2 separate regions of the Homo sapiens genome follow, and region 2 is linked to region 1. Evidence: read pairs that join two places in POLR2A ChIA-PET (ENCODE). Cell type or tissue: Panc1. All regions are shown on one strand. Each heading gives the region's core, and the rest is flanking DNA. Links, peaks and the distances in the headings are about the cores only.

The links. Peaks named below come from ENCODE experiments on the same cell type or tissue, not always from the same donor. Only the 100,000 strongest peaks of a DNase experiment are listed, where the experiment ranks them.
Region 2: POLR2A ChIA-PET joins it to region 1 with 6 read pairs; 3 of 35 experiments call an interaction of 5 or more read pairs at or near these places.

What each region holds. Positions count from the first base shown.
Region 1 is chr19:6,574,556-6,583,048 of GRCh38, forward strand. It overlaps a transcript of CD70 not described here. Among named protein-coding and RNA genes, the nearest start is that of CD70, 12 kb to the right of the region's middle. RefSeq lists enhancers at 2,577-3,261, 2,882-3,381, 4,631-5,313, 5,275-5,334. In Panc1, for the core only: no CTCF peak of the experiment used is centred there; a DNase peak (open chromatin) is centred at 5,976.
Region 2 is chr19:6,490,076-6,500,555 of GRCh38, forward strand. It overlaps TUBB4A (tubulin beta 4A class IVa), which reads right to left. Exons shown (of 4, transcript NM_006087.4): 4 at 4,244-6,146. The coding sequence ends at 5,089. Among named protein-coding and RNA genes, the nearest start is that of TUBB4A, 7.0 kb to the right of the region's middle. In Panc1, for the core only: no CTCF peak of the experiment used is centred there; no DNase peak of the experiment used is centred there.

The sequences.
Region 1 (8,493 bases), core at 4,976-7,475:
TCTCTTGAGTCTGGCTTTCAAATGATGAGCAGCCAAACCTGGGTTCGTTTACACAAGTCCTGAACCACATGACTGTTTCCCTAACACACATAGCATCTTCCCGCTTTCCTCAGATTTCTATTCTTCCAGTTCCAAACCCAGGCCACGCTTGGTTTATCGATGGCAGTGCTTCTAAACCCAATCAATTTTCACCAGCTAAAGCTGGATATGATGTCGTGTCCCACATCTTTATTATCGAAGCTGCTGCACTTCCTCCCTCCACCACTTCCCAACAAGCCAAACTAATTGCTTTAACTCGTGCGCTCTCTCTTGCTAACAGAATGCACATTAACATTTACACGGACTCCAATATGCTTTCCACATCCTCCATAACCATGCTGCCCTCTGGGCTGAAAGAGGCTTCTTTACCACACAAGGCTCTTCCATGATCAATGCCTCCCTAATAAAGGCCCTCCTTAAGGCTGCTCTCCCGCCGGCCATGGCTGGAGTCATTCATTGTAAAGGACACCAGAAACCTACTGATCTTATTGCAAAAGGAAATGCCTATGTCGACAGGACAGCAAAAGAAATAGCCAATGCCTCCACATCTGCCAATATTCCAGCCCCCGCTCCAGAGGGCCAGTATTTTTCTTTCTCCTCTATCACTCCCACCTACTCTTCTTCTGGAAACCTGCTCTACCAGTCTTTTCCAACTCAGGGCAAGTGGTTCTTAAATCATGGAAAATTCATTCTTCCTGCCTCACAAGCTCAGTTCATTCTTTCTTTCCTTCATGACCACCTCCATGTGGGATACAAGTCTCTGGCTCGCCTCCTACAGCCCCTCATCTCCTTCCCTCTGTGGAAATCCATCCTTAAGACCATCACCTCTCAATGCTCTGTCTGCCATGCCACCAGCCCCCAAGGCTTTCTCAGGCCTCCTCCTTTTCCTATGCATCAGGCTCGTGGATTTACTCCGACACAAGATTGGCAAATTGACTTTTCTCATATGCCCCATGTCCGTAAATTTAAATATCTCCTGGTTTGGGTCGATACCTTCACCGGATGAGTTGAGGCTTTTCCCACTAGCTCCGAAAAGGGTACTGCCATCATCTCTTCCCTTCTAACAGATATAATTCCCCGATTTGGCCTCCCTGCTTCTATTCAATCTGACAATGGTCCCGCCTTTATTAGTCAAATCACCCAAGCAGTTTCTCAGGCTCTTGGTATTCAGTGGAAACTTCATACCCCTTACCGTCCTCAATCTTCAGGAAAGGTAGAACAGACGAATGGTCTTTTAAAAACACACCTCACCAAGCTCAGCCTCCAACTTAAGTACTTCTACCACTTGCCCTCCTCAGAATTAGGGCCTGTCCTCGAGAGGCCACAGGGTACAGTCCATTTGAACTTTTATATGGACGCACTTTCTTGCTGGGCCCCAACCTCATCCTAGACACCAGCCCTCTAGGCGGCTATCTTCCAGTCCTCCAGCAGGCTAGACAGGAAATTCACCGGGCTGCTAATCTTCTCTTGCCTACTCCAGATTCCTAGCCATATGAAGATACCTCTTTTAGTACATCCTCTCATCTTTTCACTTTACATTTCCAGTTTTGCCTTACACAAGGTCTCTTTTTCCTTCGTGGCTTCTCCACCTACATGTGTTTAGCTGTTAATTGGACAGGCACATGTACACTAGTTTTCCTTACTCCCAAAAATCAATTTGCATATGGGACCGAACAGCTTCCTGTTCCCCTCATGACACCAACATTTCACTGCTGTTTTGTTTTTCTTACTATTAATATAAGAAGACAGGAATAGGCCTGAACTTGCTCACTGCTGAAAAAGGAAGACTCTGCATATTTTTAAATGAAGACTGTTGTTTTTACCTAAATCTATCTGGCCTGGTATATGACAACATAAAAACACTCAAGGACAGAGCCCAGAAACTCGCCAGTCAAGCAAATAATTATGCTGAACCACTTTGGGCACTCTCTAGTTGGATATCCTGGGTCCTCCCTTAGTCCTTAAATACCTGTTTTTCTCCTTCCCTTATTCAGACCTTGTATCTTCCGTTTAGTTTCTCAATTCCTACAAAACCACACCCAGGCCATCAGCAATCATTCTATATGACAAATGCTCCTTCCAACAACCCCACAATATCATCCCTTACCCCAAAATCTTTCTTCAGTTTAATCTCTCCCACTCTAGGTTCCCACGCCACCCCTAATCCCACTCGAAGCAGCCCTGAGAAACATTGCCCATTATCTCTCCATACCACCCCCCCAAAAACTTTTTGCCACCCCAACACTTCACCACTATTTTGTTTTGTTTTTCCTATTAATATAAGAAGACAGTAATGTCAGGCCTCTGAGCTGAAGCTAAGCCATCATAACCCCTGTGACCTGCACGTATACATTCAGATGGCCTGGAGCAACTCAAGAACCACAAAAGAGGACATTTCACTATTGTGATTTGTTCCTGCCCCACCCCAACTAATCAATCAATCAACCTTGTGACATTCCTTCTCCTGGACAATGAGTCTCATGATCTCCCCACCGCACCTTGTGACCCCGCCCCTGCCCCCAAGAGATAACCACCTTTAACTGTAATTTTCCACTACCTACCCAAATCCTATAAAACTGCCCCACCCCATCTCCCTTTGCTGACACTCTTTTTGGACTCAGTCCACTTGCACCCAAGGGAAATAAGCAGCCTCGTTGCTCACACAAAGCCTGTTGGTGGACTCTCTTCACATGGGTGTGTGTGACAGGATAGTCCTATTCTACCCTCCTTGCAATAGTCTTTTTGAATAAAGTCTTCCCTTGCTAAATTCAGATTTGTTTTTTATTTGACAGAGTAATGGTCGGTGCACATAAAAGACTAAGCATGCACAAAAGTGTGCACACAAAGATAAAGGCTGGGTGTGTGCACTTGAGGAGGCTGTGCTCAGTGTATGTGTGTGTGTGTGTGTTTATGGGTACTGGTGGTAGGTGGTTTTTGAGTTGCATATGCATCTGAGAGTCCAGATAGTCTCTGAATGTAAAGAAAGCTTGGTCTTGTCTGGGCTTGTCTGGGCTTGCCCCCTGAGCGGATGAGACACACCCCGTCTCAGCCTATTTGAATAACGGCAAAGTGTTAAGCCAATTCTCAGGGAGGAAACAATCTTGCAAATACAATATCATCTTGGGGCTGGAGGAGAGAAGAATCTGCCACAGGTCTGCCAGTGGAAGTGTTTGCCTTCTCTGGGTCTTGTGTGGTCCCATCAGAGAACCAGGGTATATAAGACAGACACCAGAGAACAGCTTCACTAAGACCAGAAGACCCCAGCACCCTCTTCCAGAATGCCCTGGGTCTTGCATGGCCCCCATGGGGAAACCAGGGTATATATGAGAAAGACGTCAGAGAACAGTTTCACTAAGACTGGAAGAGCTTACTTCCCTCTTCCAGAATGCAGTATTTGGAGCAGGAGAATCTGCTCTTTAATAGCTTTCAGCTACACAGGTTTCAGTTCCTCAAAGGCTGCACTTCTGACGTTGAGAAGTCAGAACATAGTAATATCTGCATGAACATTGCAGCATTACTATTTTTTTTTAAATTTTACTTTAAGTTCTGGGATACATGTGTAGAATGTGCAGACTTGTTCCATAAGTATACATGTGCCATGGTGGTTTGCTGCACCTATCAACCCATCATCTAGGTTTTAAGCCCCACATGCATTAGGTATTTGTCCTAATGCTCTCCCTCCCCTTGCCCCCCAACCCCTGACAGGCCCCGGTGTGTGATGTTCCTTTCCCTGTGTCCATGTATTCTCATTGTTCAACCCCCACTTATGAGTGAGAACACGCGGTGTTTGGTTTTCTGTTCCTGTGTTAGTTTGCTGAGAATGATGGCTTGGCTTCCAGCTTCATCCATGTCCCTACAAAGGACATGAACTCATTCTCTTTTATGGCTGCATAGTATTCCATGGTGTATATGTGCCACATTTTCTTTGTCCAGTCTGTCACTGATGGGCATTTGGGTTGGTTCCAAGTCTTTGCTATTGTGAATAGTGCCATTGCAGAATTATTTATAATAGCCAAGACATGAAAACAACATAAGTGTCCATTAATGAAAGAATAGATAAAGAAAGTATGGTCTACAGACACATTGGAATACTATTTCATCTTACAAGAGAAGAAAATCCTGACATTTGGGACAATATGGATGAACCTGGAGGACATTAGGCTAAGTGAAATAAGCCAGACACAGAAAGGCAAATACTGCGTGATCTTACTTATACGTGTAAGAGTTAAAGAAAGAGAAAAGAAACACGAAAAGGGGCTCAACAGTCAAAGACGGGTTTATTTTGGAGAATAAACCTGAGAGGGGCTTCTGGCCAATTTTGGTCAAGAGTGCTCTCTCTTACAGATTAAAAGTATATATTGGTTTTAGGGTGAGGGGGCTTATCACAAGCTTGGAATGTTTCTGTGTGGAGGAGAGGTTTATGGCGGGGGGTTGGAATGTCTCTGGTCACAGGGGAGGTTATCTTGGGGCTGACATCTTCCCAGCCAGAAAGGAGGTTATCTTGGGGCTGGAATGTCTGTGGTTGAGGATGTTATTTGTGGTTTATGGTCATAGTGACCTTAGCCATTAGGCTGATGCCATTTGGATTTAGGCAGTTTTTTGATCAAGATGAAACTTTTTTTTTTTTTTTTTTTTGGGATGGACTCTCTCTTTGTTGCCCAGGCTGGATGCAGTGGTGTGATCTCAGCTCACTGCAACCTCTGCCTCCCGGGTTCATGCCATTCTCCTGCCTCAGCCTCCTGAGTAGCTGGGACTACAGGCACCCGCCACCACGCCTGGCTAATTTTTTTGTATTTTTAGTAGAGACGGGGTTTCACCATGTTAGCCAGGCTGGTCTCAATCTCCTGACCTCATGATCCGCCCACCTTGGCCTCCCAAAGTGCTGGGATTATAGGTGTGAGCCACCCCGCCCAGCTCTGATCAAGATGAAACTTAAAATGGCAGCACTTGTCCAAGATGGTGATACTCCTGTTCTGTCAATATGGGGAATCTTTAAAAAAAAAAACAAAGCCAAACTCTTAGACAGAGAGTAGAACTGTGGTTACCAGGGAATAGGGGTAGGAGGAAATGAGCAGATATTGGGGCACAAATATGTGGGCTCTCTGGAGGCTTGCGAGCTATTAAGGAGTGGGTTTACCCCAAATTGGAAAATGTGGGCTCTGCGTTCAAATAGCCTCACTTGGGTCTTAGGGCTGGTAAGGTTTGCTGGAAATTTGCATGTGCATTGTACATACACACACCAGCATGATATTTAAATCAGTATTATGAGAATTTTAAAGAGATACAGTTTTCCTATCTCAGCACAACAGACTCATGAAGCATTTACCATCACCCTTAAAAAAGACCACACACAAAGTGTGGTCGGTTAATTGGTGAATTACGTAGATTCATCAAAACACCAGTTCCTCCTTTGTGCAGGCTAAATTTATGACAGTGGACATCTCTGGTCTCTATCCTGTTAATCTGGATGTCCGAGTTTAATGCTAAATTTCAAAAGATGAGGCTGGGCACAGCAGCTCATGCCTGTAATCCTAGCTCTTTGGGAGGCCAAGGTGGGTGGGTCACCTGAGGTCAGGAGTTCAAGACCAGCCTGGCCAACATGGTGAAACCCAGTCTTTACTAAAAATACAAAAAAAAAAAAAAAAAAAAAAATAGCCAGACTTGTTGTGATCTTGGCTCACTGCGACCTCTGCTTCCTGGGTTCAAGCGATTCTCCTGCCTCAGCCTCCCAGGTAGCAGGGACTACAGGCGCCTGCCATCATGCCTGGCTATTTTTTTTTTTTTTGTATTTTAGTAGAGATAGGGTTTTGCCATATAAGCCAGGCTGGTCTTGCCCTTATTACCCTTCTGACCAAGCCGAGGCGGGTGATCCTTCCCCTCTCTCAGCTGGGACAGGTGAATCACCCGTCTTGGCCTCCCAAAGTGCTGGGAACAAGCATGAGTCACCGCTCGTGGTCCTGTTAATGGACATTGAATTTCCTTTTGAGGAGGTGGACAAGATGGTGATTAACTGTTAACGGACTTTGAATTTTCTTTTTTCTTTCTTTTCTCTCTCTCTCTCTTTTTTTTTTTTTTGGAGATGGAGTCTCGCTTTGTTGCCTAGGCTGGAGTGCAGTGGTGTGATGATCTTGGGTCACTGCAACCTCTGCCTCCCAGGTTCAAGCAATTCTCCTGCCTCAGACTCCTGAGCAGCTGGGACCACAGGTGCCCACCACCACGCCTGGCTAATTTTTTTCTATTTTTATAGACATGGGGCTTCACCACGTTGGCCAGGCTGGTCTCAAACTCCTGACCTCAGCTGATTCACCTGCTTTGGCCTCCCAAAGTGCTGGGATTACAGGTGTGAGCCACTGCGCCTGGCCTTGTATTTTCTTTTCTATAAAACCCTGTGTATACACTCTTTTTTCAAAAATTGAGGTGAAAATCATGTAACATCAAATAATCCTTCCTTCCTTCTTCCCTCCTTCCCTCCTTCTCTCTCTCTCTTTGTCTCTTTCTTTCTTTTTTTTCTTTATATTCCTTTGTCACCCTAGGTGGAGTGCCACATGAACATAGCTCACTGCAGACTCCTGGATTCTAGCCTCCTGCCTCAGCCTTCCTGTTAATGGACATTGAATTTCTTTTTCTTTCTCTCTTTTTTTTTTTTTTGGAAATGGAGTCTCACTCTGTTGCCCAAGCTGGAGTGCAGTGGCACGATCTTGGCTCACTGCAACCTCTGCCTCCCAGGTTCAAGCGATTCTCCTGCCTCAGCCTCCCGAGTAGGTGGGATTACAGGCAGGCGTGGTGGTGGATGCCTGTAATCCCAGCTACTCGAGAGGCTGAGGCAGGAGAATCACTTGAACTCGGGAGGTGGAGGTTGCAGTGAGCTGAGACCGTGCCACTGCATTCCAGCCTGGGTGACAAGAGCGAAACTCCATCTCAAAAAACAAACAAAGAAACAAAAAATCAAAACAAACAAAGAAAAAAGAAAATAGAACTGATTCAAATGACGGTTAAGCACCTGAAGAAAAGTTCTGGACTGGTAGAAACACAAGGAAACCCTCAAAGACTGTATATCTAAAAAATTCTATTTTATATTCCTGTGAACAGTTTTAATCCTATGTGGTAGATTAATGTAAGTTAGTTTATACAATACATATTTTTCCTTTTTGACTGGCTTATTTCATTGAGTATAATGTCCTCAAACTAGTCATGCCTTCCTAACTATCCCCCAAAGTCTTAACTCATTTCAGCATTAACTCAAAAGTCCACAGTCCAAAATCTCATCTGAGACAAGGCACGTCCCTTCTGTGAGCCTGTAAAATCAAAAGCAAGTTAGTTACTTCCTATATACAATGGGGTACAGGCGTTGGATATACCCATTCCAAATGGGAGAAACTGGACAAACGAAGGGGCTGAAGGTCCCCTGCAATTCCAAAATCCAGTGGGGCAGTTAAATCTTTTTTTTTTTTTTGAGACAGAGTGTCGCTCTGTCACCCAGTCTGGAGTACAGTGGCTCGATCTCGGCTCACTGCAACCTCTGCCTCCCGGGTTAAAGCGATTCTCCTGCATCAGCCTCCAAGTCGCGGGGACTACAGGCGCACGCTGCCACGCCTGGCTAATTTTTTTTTTTTTGTATTTTAGTAGAAACGGGGTTTCACCATATTGCCCAGGCTGGTCTCGAACTCTTCAGCTCAGGCAATCTGCTCGCCTCGGCCTCCCAAAGTGTTAGGATTATAGGCATGAGCCACTGTGCCTGGCCAGGCAGTCAAATCTTTTTTTTTTTTTTTTTTTAATTATACTTTAAGTTCTAGGGTACATGTGCACAACGTGCAGATTTGTTACATATGTATATATGTGCCGTGTTGGTTTACTGCACCCATTAATTTGTCATTTACATTAGGTATTTCTCCTAATGCTATCCCTCCCCCCCTCCCCCGACTCCACACTCCACGACAGGCCCCGGTGTGTGATGTTCTCCTCCCTGTGTCCAAGTATTCTCATTGTTCAATTTCCACCTATGAGTGAGAACATGCGGTGTTTGGTTTTCTGTCCTTGCAATAGTTTGCTCAGAATGATGGTTTCCAGCTTCATCCATGTCCCTATGAAGGACATGAACTCATCCGTTTTTATGGCTGCATAGTATTCCATGGTGTATATGTGCCACATTTTCTTAATCCAGTCTATCATTGATGGACATTTGGGTTGGTTCCAAGTCTTTGCTATTGTGAATAGTCAGGCAGTCCAATCTTAAAGCTGCCAGATAATCTCCTTTGACTCTGTGTCTCACATCCAGGTCACGCTGATGTAAGTGGTGGGTTCCCATGGTCTTGGGCAGCCCCTTCCCTGTGGCTTTGCAGGATACAGCCTCCCTCCCGGCTGCTTTCACAGGCTGGCGTCGAGTGTCTGTGGCTTTTCCAGATGCATGGTTCTGAGTCCAGGTAAGGTTGGAGAGGGGCTGCAGGGCTAGATTTG
Region 2 (10,480 bases), core at 5,429-7,928, 84 kb before region 1:
TCCAGTGATTTTGCAAGCACCATCGATTCTTGTATTAAGTTCCTGTCTGCTTAATATACCTAGAATGGTCCCCACACGGAACTCTGGCTGCCTGTGTCAGGATTCTAGGGTTCAACTAGCAGGGTTTGAATTCCAGCTCACTGTTTAGTAGCCATGTGACCATGGGCAAGTGACTTTGTGTGGCAAATTGTAATTTATTCCTTCATTTTTTCCTTCCTTCCTTCTTTCCTTCCTTCCTCCCTCTTCTCTCCCTCCCTCCCTTCCTTACTTCCCTCCTTCCTGTCTTCCTGTCTTCTTGCCTTCTTCTTTTCTTCCTTCCTTCCTTCTTTCCTTCCCTCCTTTCTTTTCTCTCTCTCTTTCTTTTCTTTCTTTCCTTCTTTTTTTTGAGACAGAGTCTCACTCTGTTGCCCAGGCTGAAGTGCAATGGCACGATCTCAGCTCACTTCAACCTCTGCCTCCCAGGTTCAAGTGATTCTCCTGCCTCAGCCTCCTGAGTAGCTGGGATTACAGTTGCGTGCCACCATACCCAGCTAATTTTTTGTGCCTTTAGTAGAGACGGGGTTTCACCATGTTGGCCAGGCTGGTATTGAACTCCTGACCTCGTGATCCACCCGCCTCAGCCTCTCAAAGTGCTGGGATTACAGGTGTGAGCCACCGTGCCCAGTACATTCCCCTCCCCTCCCCTTACTTCCCCTCCCCTCCCCTTCCGTTCCCTTCCCTTTCTTTTCTCCCACAGTGTCTCACTCTGTCACTCAGGCTGTCGTGCAGTGGTGCAATTACAGCTCAGCTCACTGCAGCCTTGACCTCCTTGGCCTGCTGAGTAGCTGGGGTTACAGTTGTGCACCACCACAGCGAGTTATTATTATTATTATTATTATTATGTATTTTTTGTAGAGACAGGGTTTTGCCATGTTGCCCAAGCTGGATTCAAACTCCTGGACTCAAGTAATCTGCCCGCCTTGGCCTCCCAAAATTTTGGGATTACAGGAGTGAGCCACCGCACCTGGCCAAAAATTTGTAATTTCTAAAGATGGCCATGGCTCTATTACTCACCCTACGTGCTCTTCTAGAATCTTGCCACTCTACCATCAAGAGCTGGAGTGTGGGTTGGGCATGGTGGAACATGCCTGTAATCCCAGCATTTTGGGAGGCCAAGGCGGGTGGATCACCTGAGGCCAGGAGTTTGAGACCAGCCTGGTCAACATGGTGAAACCCCATCTCTACTAAAAATACAAAAATTAGCTGGGTGTGGTGGTGGGTGCCTGTAATCCCAGCTACTCAGGAGGCTGAGGCAAGATAATTGCTTGAGCCCAGGAGGCGGAGATTGCAGTGAACCAAGATCATGCCATTGTACTCCAGCCTGGGCGACAAGGGTGAAACTCTAACAAAACAAAACAAAACAAAATAAAAGAGCTGGAGGATGGACCAAGTGTGGTGGCTCATGCCTGTAATCCCAGCACTTTGGGAGGCTGAGGCAGGAGACTAGCCTGGGTGACAAAGTGAGACCCTATCTCTAATGTCTACTAACAATACAAAAAAATTAACCAGCTGTGGTGGCATGTGCCTGTAGTCCTAGTGACTCTGGAGGCTGAGGTGGGAGGATTGCTTGAGCCCAGGAGTTTGAGGTTTCAATGAACCATGATCACACCACTGCACTCTACCCTGGGTGACAGAGTGAGATCCTGTCTCAAAAAGAAAAGAGCTGGAGTCTGTACTTCATCCCCTTGAATCTGAACAAGGCTTAGTGACTGCCTTGTTGGTGAGTCCTGAATAAGTGACACTGTATGACTTCTGAAGTTAGGTCATAAAAATGCAATCCGTTTTTTTTTGCATTTACTTCTGTCCTGCTCTCTTGGGGTGTTTGCTCTGGGGGAACCTGGCAGCCATGTTGTGAGGAAGCCCAAGGGGACTATGGAGAGACACTAAGGTCTTTGTTCTCCTTACTCCTGCTGAGCCCCCAGCTGATAATTGGCACCACCTGGCCAGTCTGTTGTGAGCCACCTTGGAAGTAGATCCCTCTACCTCTGGCTAAGATGCTCTGGCTGATGTCATAGGGAGCCTAAATGAACTGCCTCGCCAATCCTTGCTCAGATTACAGATTTGGGAGCAAAATAAATACCTGTTTTTGTCTTAAGCCACTAAGTTTTGGGGGATTGTTACACAGCAAAAGCTAACTGATAATGCTCTTCTCTCTCTAAACCTTGGCTTGGAAGGGGATAGAAGCTTAGGCCTTCCAGGGTTGGTGTGAGGCTTGCATGAAATGAGGCATGAGTCATGCACACAGAAAAGTTTCATGTGGGTGAGCTGTGTTGTTACTCTGGCAAGATTGCCACTTGGGTGCCAGCTCAGGCTGCCATCTTCCTGGCACCCTTCCCTAGAGATTCCCCTTCCTGCCTTCCATATTTGCAAGGTGCTGCACAGAGAACAGCAGTACCTCTGCCACCAAGCACCCACTCTGTGCTCCTGAGATCTCCTCAGATCCTCACGAACAATTCTGAGGTGGGTGTGTCAGAGACGTGTGAACCAGAACAACTCCATCTTGAATAGGAGCTGGGTAAAATGAGGCTGAGACCTGAGACCTACTGGGCTGCATTCCCAGATGGTTAAGGCATTCTAACTCACAGGATGAGATCGGCATAAGATACAGGTCATAAAGACCTTGCTGATAAAATAGGTTGCAGTAGGCCGGGTGCGGTGGCTCATGCCTATAATCCCGGCACTTTGGGAGGCCGAGGCGGGTGGATCGCGAGGTCAGGAGATCAAGACTATCCTGGCTAACACGGTGAAACCCCGTCTCTACTAAAAATAGAAAAAATTAGCTGGATGTGGTGGTGGGCGCCTGTAGTCTTAGCTACTCGGGAGGCTGAGGCAGGAGAATGGCGTGAACCCGGGAGGTGGAGCCTGCAGTGAGCCGAGATCATGCCACTGCACTCCAGCCTGGGCGACAGAGTGAGACTCTGTCTCAAAAACGACAACAACAACAAAGCAAAACAAAACAAAACAAACAAACAAACAAACAAAAAACAGGTTGCAGTAAGGAAGCTGGTCAAAACCCACCAAAACCAAGATGATGATGAGTGACCTCTGGTTGTCCTCACTGCTACACTCCCACCAGCGCCATGACAGTTTACAGATGCCACGGCAATGTCAGGAAGTCACCCTACATGTTCTAAAAAGGGGAGGCATGAATAATCCACCCCTTGTCTAGCATATCATCAAGAAAAAACCATAAAAATGGGCAACCAGTGGCTCTCATCTGTGGAGTAGCCATTCTTTGTTTTTTTTTTTTTTTTTTTTTTTTTTGATACGGAGTCTCGCTCTGTCACCCAGGCTGGAGTGCAGTGGCGCCATCTCAGCTGACTGCAACCTCTGCCTCCCAGGTTCAAGTGATTCTCCTGCCTCAGCCTCCCAAGTAGCCGGAACTATAGGCGCCTGCCACCACGCCCAGGTAATTTTTGCATTTTTAGTAGAGTTGGGGTTTCACCATGTTGGTCAGGCTGGTCTCTCCTGGCCTCAGGTGATCCACCCACCTCAGACTCCCAAAGTGTTGGGATTACAGGCATGAGCCACTGCACCTGGCTCCTTTATTTATTTATTTAATTATTATTATTTTTTGAGACGGAGTGTCACTCTGTTGCCAGGCTGGTGTGCAGTGGCGTTATCTTGGCTCACTGCAACCTCTGCCTCCCAGGTTCAAGCGATTCTCCTGCCTCAGCCTCCGGAGTACCTGGGACTACAGGCGCCCACCACCACGCCCTGCGAATTTTTTTATTTTTAGTAGAGATGGGATTTCGCCATGTTGACCAGGCTGGTCTCTCCTGGCCTCAGGTGATCCACCTGCCTCAGCCTCCCAATGTTGGGATTACAGGTGTGAGCCACCGTGCCCTACCCCTTTACTTTCTTAATAAACGTGCTTTTACTTTATGGACTTGCCCTGAATTCTTTCTTGAGATCCAAGAACCCTCTCTTGGGGTCTGGATTGGGACCCCATTCCTATAACAGTTGTGGGGGGATCCTGGGGGAAAACATACGATCCCATTTTACAGGTGGGAAGACCGAGGCTGAGAGAAGGCAAATGGCTTAGTCAAAACCTCAGGGTTAGTGGGTGGCCTAGCCTGGCCCGTCTGATCCCTCCCCAGCACGCCCCCCATCCAGAGATGAGATGTCATCGGTACCCTCCTCCATCCTGTAGAGAAAAGCCCGCACTTGCTGTAAGAGAGGAAAGAGGGATTCGGCAGAAACATCCATGACAACAATTAATTTATTTATTGAGGGTGAGGCAGGGAAGCGGGGAGGGAGGGTAGGGGTGACCTCTCTTCCTCACAGGCACCAGGCCTTGTTTCTCTCCCAGATAAGCTAAGGTCGGCAGGGGCTGAGGGGAGTGAGGCAGGGAGGATGCATGGGGCCTGTGGGAATCAGAGAGAAGCTGGGGTCAGAGGTAGGAGCTGACGCTGTGGGGGGTGGGGGGTGAAAGGTGAGGCAAGGTCAAAGGTGAACTGCAGCTCGGAGGGAGGGGTCCAATATAAACCAGGACTTGCAGGTGTAGAAGTAAAATGGGACTCATAGAGGGTGAAAGAGAAGTTGGAGTCAGAGGGGATTCAGAGATCAAAGAGAAGTTGGGGTCAGAGGTAGGAGCTGGGGCTCAGGTGGGGGGTTAAAGGTGAGGCAAGGTCAGCGGTGAAGTGCAGCTCAGAGGGAGGGGTCAAACATAAACCAGAACTTATAGGTCTAGAGGTAAAATGGGATTCATGGGGGGCAGAGGTCAAAGGTGAAGCAGAAGTCAGGGGTGAAGGAAGGTCTGCAAAGTTAAAGGTGCGGTTTCCAGAGTCAGAAGGGGTGAAGCGGGGCTCCTCCTGGGAATGTCAAGGTTGGAAGAGCTCAAGGGGGTTAAAGATAAATTAGGGCTCAAAGGGGAGCCAGGGTCGGAGATGAAGTAGCCAGAGGTAAAGCGAGCTCCAAAGGTATTGTTAGGGTCAGCGGGGAGTCAGCCTTGGAGGGAAAGCGGGGCTCTAGGGTTCAGAGATGGGGGGCCTAGCGGATCAAAGGTCAGAAGCCTCGAGGGGACAGGTGGGAAGCGATGGGAGCAGCCTAGGCCACCTCCTCCTCCGCCTCCTCCTCGAACTCGCCCTCCTCGGCCGTGGCGTCCTGGTACTGCTGGTACTCAGATACCAGGTCATTCATGTTGCTCTCGGCCTCGGTGAACTCCATCTCGTCCATGCCCTCGCCCGTGTACCAGTGCAAGAAGGCCTTGCGCCGGAACATGGCCGTGAACTGCTCGGAGATGCGCTTGAACAGCTCCTGGATGGCCGTGCTGTTGCCGATGAAGGTCGCGGCCATCTTCAGGCCGCGGGGCGGGATGTCGCACACGGCCGTCTTCACGTTGTTGGGGATCCACTCCACGAAGTAGCTGCTGTTCTTGCTCTGCACGCTCAGCATCTGCTCGTCCACCTCCTTCATGGACATGCGGCCCCGGAACACGGCGGCCACGGTCAGGTAGCGGCCGTGGCGCGGGTCGCACGCCGCCATCATGTTCTTGGCATCGAACATCTGCTGGGTGAGCTCGGGCACCGTCAGGGCCCGGTACTGCTGGCTGCCCCGGCTGGTCAGGGGTGCGAAGCCGGGCATGAAGAAGTGCAGGCGAGGAAAGGGAACCATGTTGACGGCCAGCTTGCGCAGGTCGGCGTTCAGCTGGCCCGGGAAGCGCAGGCAGGTGGTGACCCCGCTCATGGTGGCCGACACCAGGTGGTTGAGGTCCCCGTAGGTGGGGGTGGTCAGCTTGAGGGTGCGGAAACAGATGTCGTAGAGTGCCTCGTTGTCGATGCAGTAGGTCTCATCCGTATTCTCCACCAGCTGGTGCACAGACAGCGTGGCGTTGTAGGGCTCCACCACCGTGTCTGACACTTTGGGCGAGGGCACCACGCTGAAGGTGTTCATGATGCGGTCTGGGAACTCCTCGCGGATCTTACTGATGAGCAGCGTGCCCATTCCGGACCCCGTGCCACCCCCCAGCGAGTGGGTCAGCTGGAAGCCCTGAAGGCAGTCGCAGCTCTCGGCCTCCTTCCGGACTACGTCCAGGACAGCGTCCACCAGCTCTGCGCCCTCCGTGTAGTGCCCCTTTGCCCAGTTGTTGCCGGCTCCGGATTGGCCTAGAGAGGGAAGGGGAGGGGACACACATGCAGTTATGGGGAGCCCCAACCCTTGACTCTGTCTCTCCACCACCTGGAGGGCCTCTAGTAGTTGAATACTAGTAACTATCAAAAATAATAACAAATAGCCGGGTGCGGTGGCTCACACCTGTAATCCCAGCACTTTGGGAGGCCGAGGTGGGCGGATCACGAGGTCAGGAGATCGAGACCATCCTGGCTAACACGGTGAAACCCCGTCTCTACTAAAATTACAAAAAAAATTAGCCGGGAGTGGTGGCGGGCGCCTGTAGTCCTAGCTACTCGGGAGGCTGAGGCAGGAGAATGGCGTGAACCCAGGAGGCGGAACTTGCAGTGAGCCGACATTGTGCCACTGCACTGCAGCCTGGGCAACAGAGCGAGACTCCGTCTCAAAATAATAATAATAATAATAATAATAAATAATAACAATTATAGCCAGGTGTGCTGGTGAGCGATCGTAGTCCCTGGCTACTCGGGAGGCTGAGGCAAGAGAATTGCTTGAACCTGGGAGGAGGAGGCTGCAGGTAGCCAAGATTGAGCCACTGCATTCCAGCCTGGGTGACGGAGTGAGACTCCATCTCAAAAACACACATACACACAAAACACTCCCCCGCCCCCTGCCTAAAAAAAAACCAAGACTGGGCACAGTGGCTCATGCCTGTAATCCTAACACTTTGGGAGGCAGAGGTGGGAGGATTGCTTGAGCCCAGCAGTTCAAGACTAGCCTGGGCAACCTAGTGAGGCCATGTCTCTACAAAAAAAAAAAAAAAAAAAAAAAAAAAAAAATATATATATATATATATATATATATATATATATATATATAAATTAGCCAGTCATGGTGGTGGCACACCTGTAGTACCAGTTACTAGGGGGGCTCAGGTGGGAGATTGCTTGAGCCCAGGAGTTGGAGGCTGCAGTGAGCTATGATCACACCATTGCAGCCTGGGAGACAGAGCAAGACCCTGTCTCTAAAACAAATAAATAATAACAATAAAAAGATTAATATTTAACATCATTATTAATAATAATATCATTTTCAGGCAGGGTCTTGGTATGTTGCCCAGGCTGGAGTACAGAGGTGCAATCATGGCTCACTGCAGCCTTGACTTCCCAGGTTCAAGTGATCCTCCTGCCCCAGCCTTTTGAGTAGCTGGGACTACAGGCTTATGCTACCAGATCTGGCTAATTTTTGTATCTTTTTTTTGTAGAGGTGGGGTTTCGACATGTTGCCCAGGCTGTTCTTGAACTCCTGAGCTGGAGCAATCCACCTGCCATGGCCTCCTAAAGTGCTGGGATTACAGGCGTGAGCCACCATGCTTGGCCTGTGTTTTCTTGTTAATCATGTTTATTGTCTGCAAGCTCACTGTGGAATGCAAGCTCCCGGAGGAAAAGAATCAGTATTAGAATATTGGCCAGGCGCAGTGGCTCATGCCTGTAATCCAGCACTTAGGGAGGCCGAGGCGGGCAGATTGCGAGGTTAGGAGATCGAGACCATCCTGGCTAACACAGTGAAACCCTGTCTCTACTGAAAATACAAAAAATTAGCCGGGCGAGGTGGCGGGCGCCTGTAGTCCCAGCTACTCGGGAGGCTGAGCCTGCAGTGAGCCGAGATCGTGCCACTGCACTCCAGCCTGGGCGACAGCAAGACTCCGTCTCAAAAAAAAAAAAAAAAAAAAAGAAGAATATTGGCCAGGCGTGGTGGCTCACGCTTGTAAACCCAGCACTTTGGGAGGCCGAGGCGGGCGGATAGCGAGGTCAGGAGATCAAGACTATCCCGGCTAACACGGTGAAACCCCGTCTCTACTAAAAATAGAAAAAATTAGCTGGATGTGGTGGTGGGTGCCTGTAGTCTCAGCTACTCGGGAGGCTGAGGCAGGAGAATGGCGTGAACCCAGGAGGTGGAGCTTGCAGTGAGCCGAGATCGCGCCACTGCACTCCAGCCTGGGCGACAGAGTGAGACTTTGTCTCAAAAAAAAAAAAAATGGAATAAAAAAAAGAATATTGGCCGGTATTACTGTGAACAGCTAACGTTTTCTTTCACCCCTCATCTGTCTCCACCTTAGTTCAGCTCCAGCATCACCCTCCTGGATAAGTTCAATTCCCTCTGTCCTGGTCCCCTGGCTCCTACCCTTATCACCCAGTCTGTCCTCTCCACAGTACCCACGAGAGGACACCTGAGAGCAAGTAAGTCAGGTCCCGTCCCTCCTCTGCCTACAGCCCTCCATGGCTCCCACCTACCTTGGGGTCAAAGCCCAAATCCTCCCTGCAGGCCACAAGGCCCTGCCGGACCTGCCCCATCCCCTCCCTCACTCTGCTTCAGCCGCAGCTGTTACTCCAGCTTTCCAGGTGTGGTCCTGCCCTGGGGCCTTTGCACTAGTGGCTTGGCTGCTTAGAATGCTTTCCCCCCAGGTATTCACCTGACTTTTTCCTCACTTCCTTCAGGTCTCAGCTCAATGCCACATCCTCAGAGAAGCCACCTCTGGTCACCCCCTCCCTCCTCCTCCCGAGCCTGGTGGTTTAGACTGCAGATTCTCGGGACTGACAAGACAAACTGTGTGACCTTGGACAAGTGACTTCCCCTTTCTGATCTGTTGGAAGATTTCAAAACATAATGATGCAGTTTTGTGGCCGTGGCCCATCATAGGTCCTTGGGAAATGGCTGGGTGAAATCAAGATGAAATGAGATTGGCCAAATGGTGTGAGTGATTTCAGGAGGACCAGAGGGCTTACAGTTGGGCCAAGAGATTCTATGGCCTCTGGGTGGCCAGGGGGTGGGAGGAGCATTAAAAGTGTGGGCTCAGACCAGGCGCGGTTGCTCATGCCTGTAATCCCAGCACTTTGGGAAGCAGAGGCAGGCAGATCACCTGAGAGGTCAGGAATAGGAGACCAGCCTGGCCAACATGGCGAAACCCCGTCACTATTAAAAATACAAAAAATTAGCTAGGTGTGGTGATGCATGCCTGTAGTCCCAGCTACTCGTGAGGCAGGAGAATCGCTTGAATCTGGGAGGTGGAGGTTGCGTCACTGCACTCCAGCCTGGGCAACGGAGACTCCGTCTCAAAAAAAAAAAAAAGCGTGGACCTAGTAGTCAGACCCTCTCCTCTGGCTCCTGACAGCCCCAGTGGCTTGCAGTGTGACTTTCTGCAAGTGACCTAACGTCTCTGTGCCTCTGTTTTCTCACCTGTAAAATGGAAGTAAGAGGCGAGTTGCGGAAAAGATTCAGAGAGGCAGGACAGGTCCTGCATTTAGCACGTCTTACATGCTGGGAGTATTGGAGGCGGGTGGAGCCAGGGTGGGGACATGCAGCCAGCTGGAGCCAGGAAAGCTTTCCCGGAAGGATTGTCCCAGGGTGTGGACACCCCACTATCTTCACATATGCTGTTGCCTCCGTCTTAAACATCTTTCCTCCCTTCCATGCCCTTTGGCCAGTCCAAATCCTACTCACATTCTAGACTGCAGATAGTAATGAAAACAACGACAAATGCTTATTTACCTCTTTCTCTGTGTCAGGCATTGTTCTAAACTCTACACATATTCATGACTTTAAGCTTCACAATTTTTTTTTTTTTTTGGAGACGAAGTTTCACTCTTGTTGCCCACGCTGGGGTGCAGTGTCATGATCTTGGCTCACCACAACCTCTGCCGTTCAAGCAATTCTCTTGCCTCAGCCTCCCGAGTAGCTGGGATTACAGGCATGTGCCACCATGCCTGGCTAATTTTTTATTTTTAGTAGAGATGGGGTTTCTCCATGTTAGTCAGGCTGGTCTCAAACTCCCGACCTCAGGTGATCCACCCGCCTCGGCCTCCCAAAGTGCTGGGATTACAGGTGTGAGCCACCGTGCCCACCCTGAGCCTCACAATTCTAATAGCATTTTAGAATCCCTGTTTTATTTGATCTTTTTTAGAGATGGGGTCTCACACCATCGCTCAGGCTGGAGTGCAGTGGCACCATCATAGCTCATGGCAGCCTCAACCTCCCAGGCTCAAGTGATTCTCCTACCTTAGCCTCACGAGTAGCTGTGACTACAGGTGCACACCACCTCACTCAGCTAATTAAAATTTTTTTCTTTTTGTAGAGACAGGGTCTCACCATGGTGCCCAGGCTGGTCTCGAACTCCTGACCTCAAGCTCTCTTCCTGACTCAGCCTCCCAAAGTCCTGGGTTTATAGGCATGAACCACCATGCCCAGTGAAATCCCTGTTTTAAAGACGAGGAGGCCGGGCAAGGTGGCTCATGCTTGTAATCCAGCACTTTGGGAGCTGAGTTGGGTGGATCGTTTGAGTCCCGGAGTTTGAGACCAGCATGGGCAACAT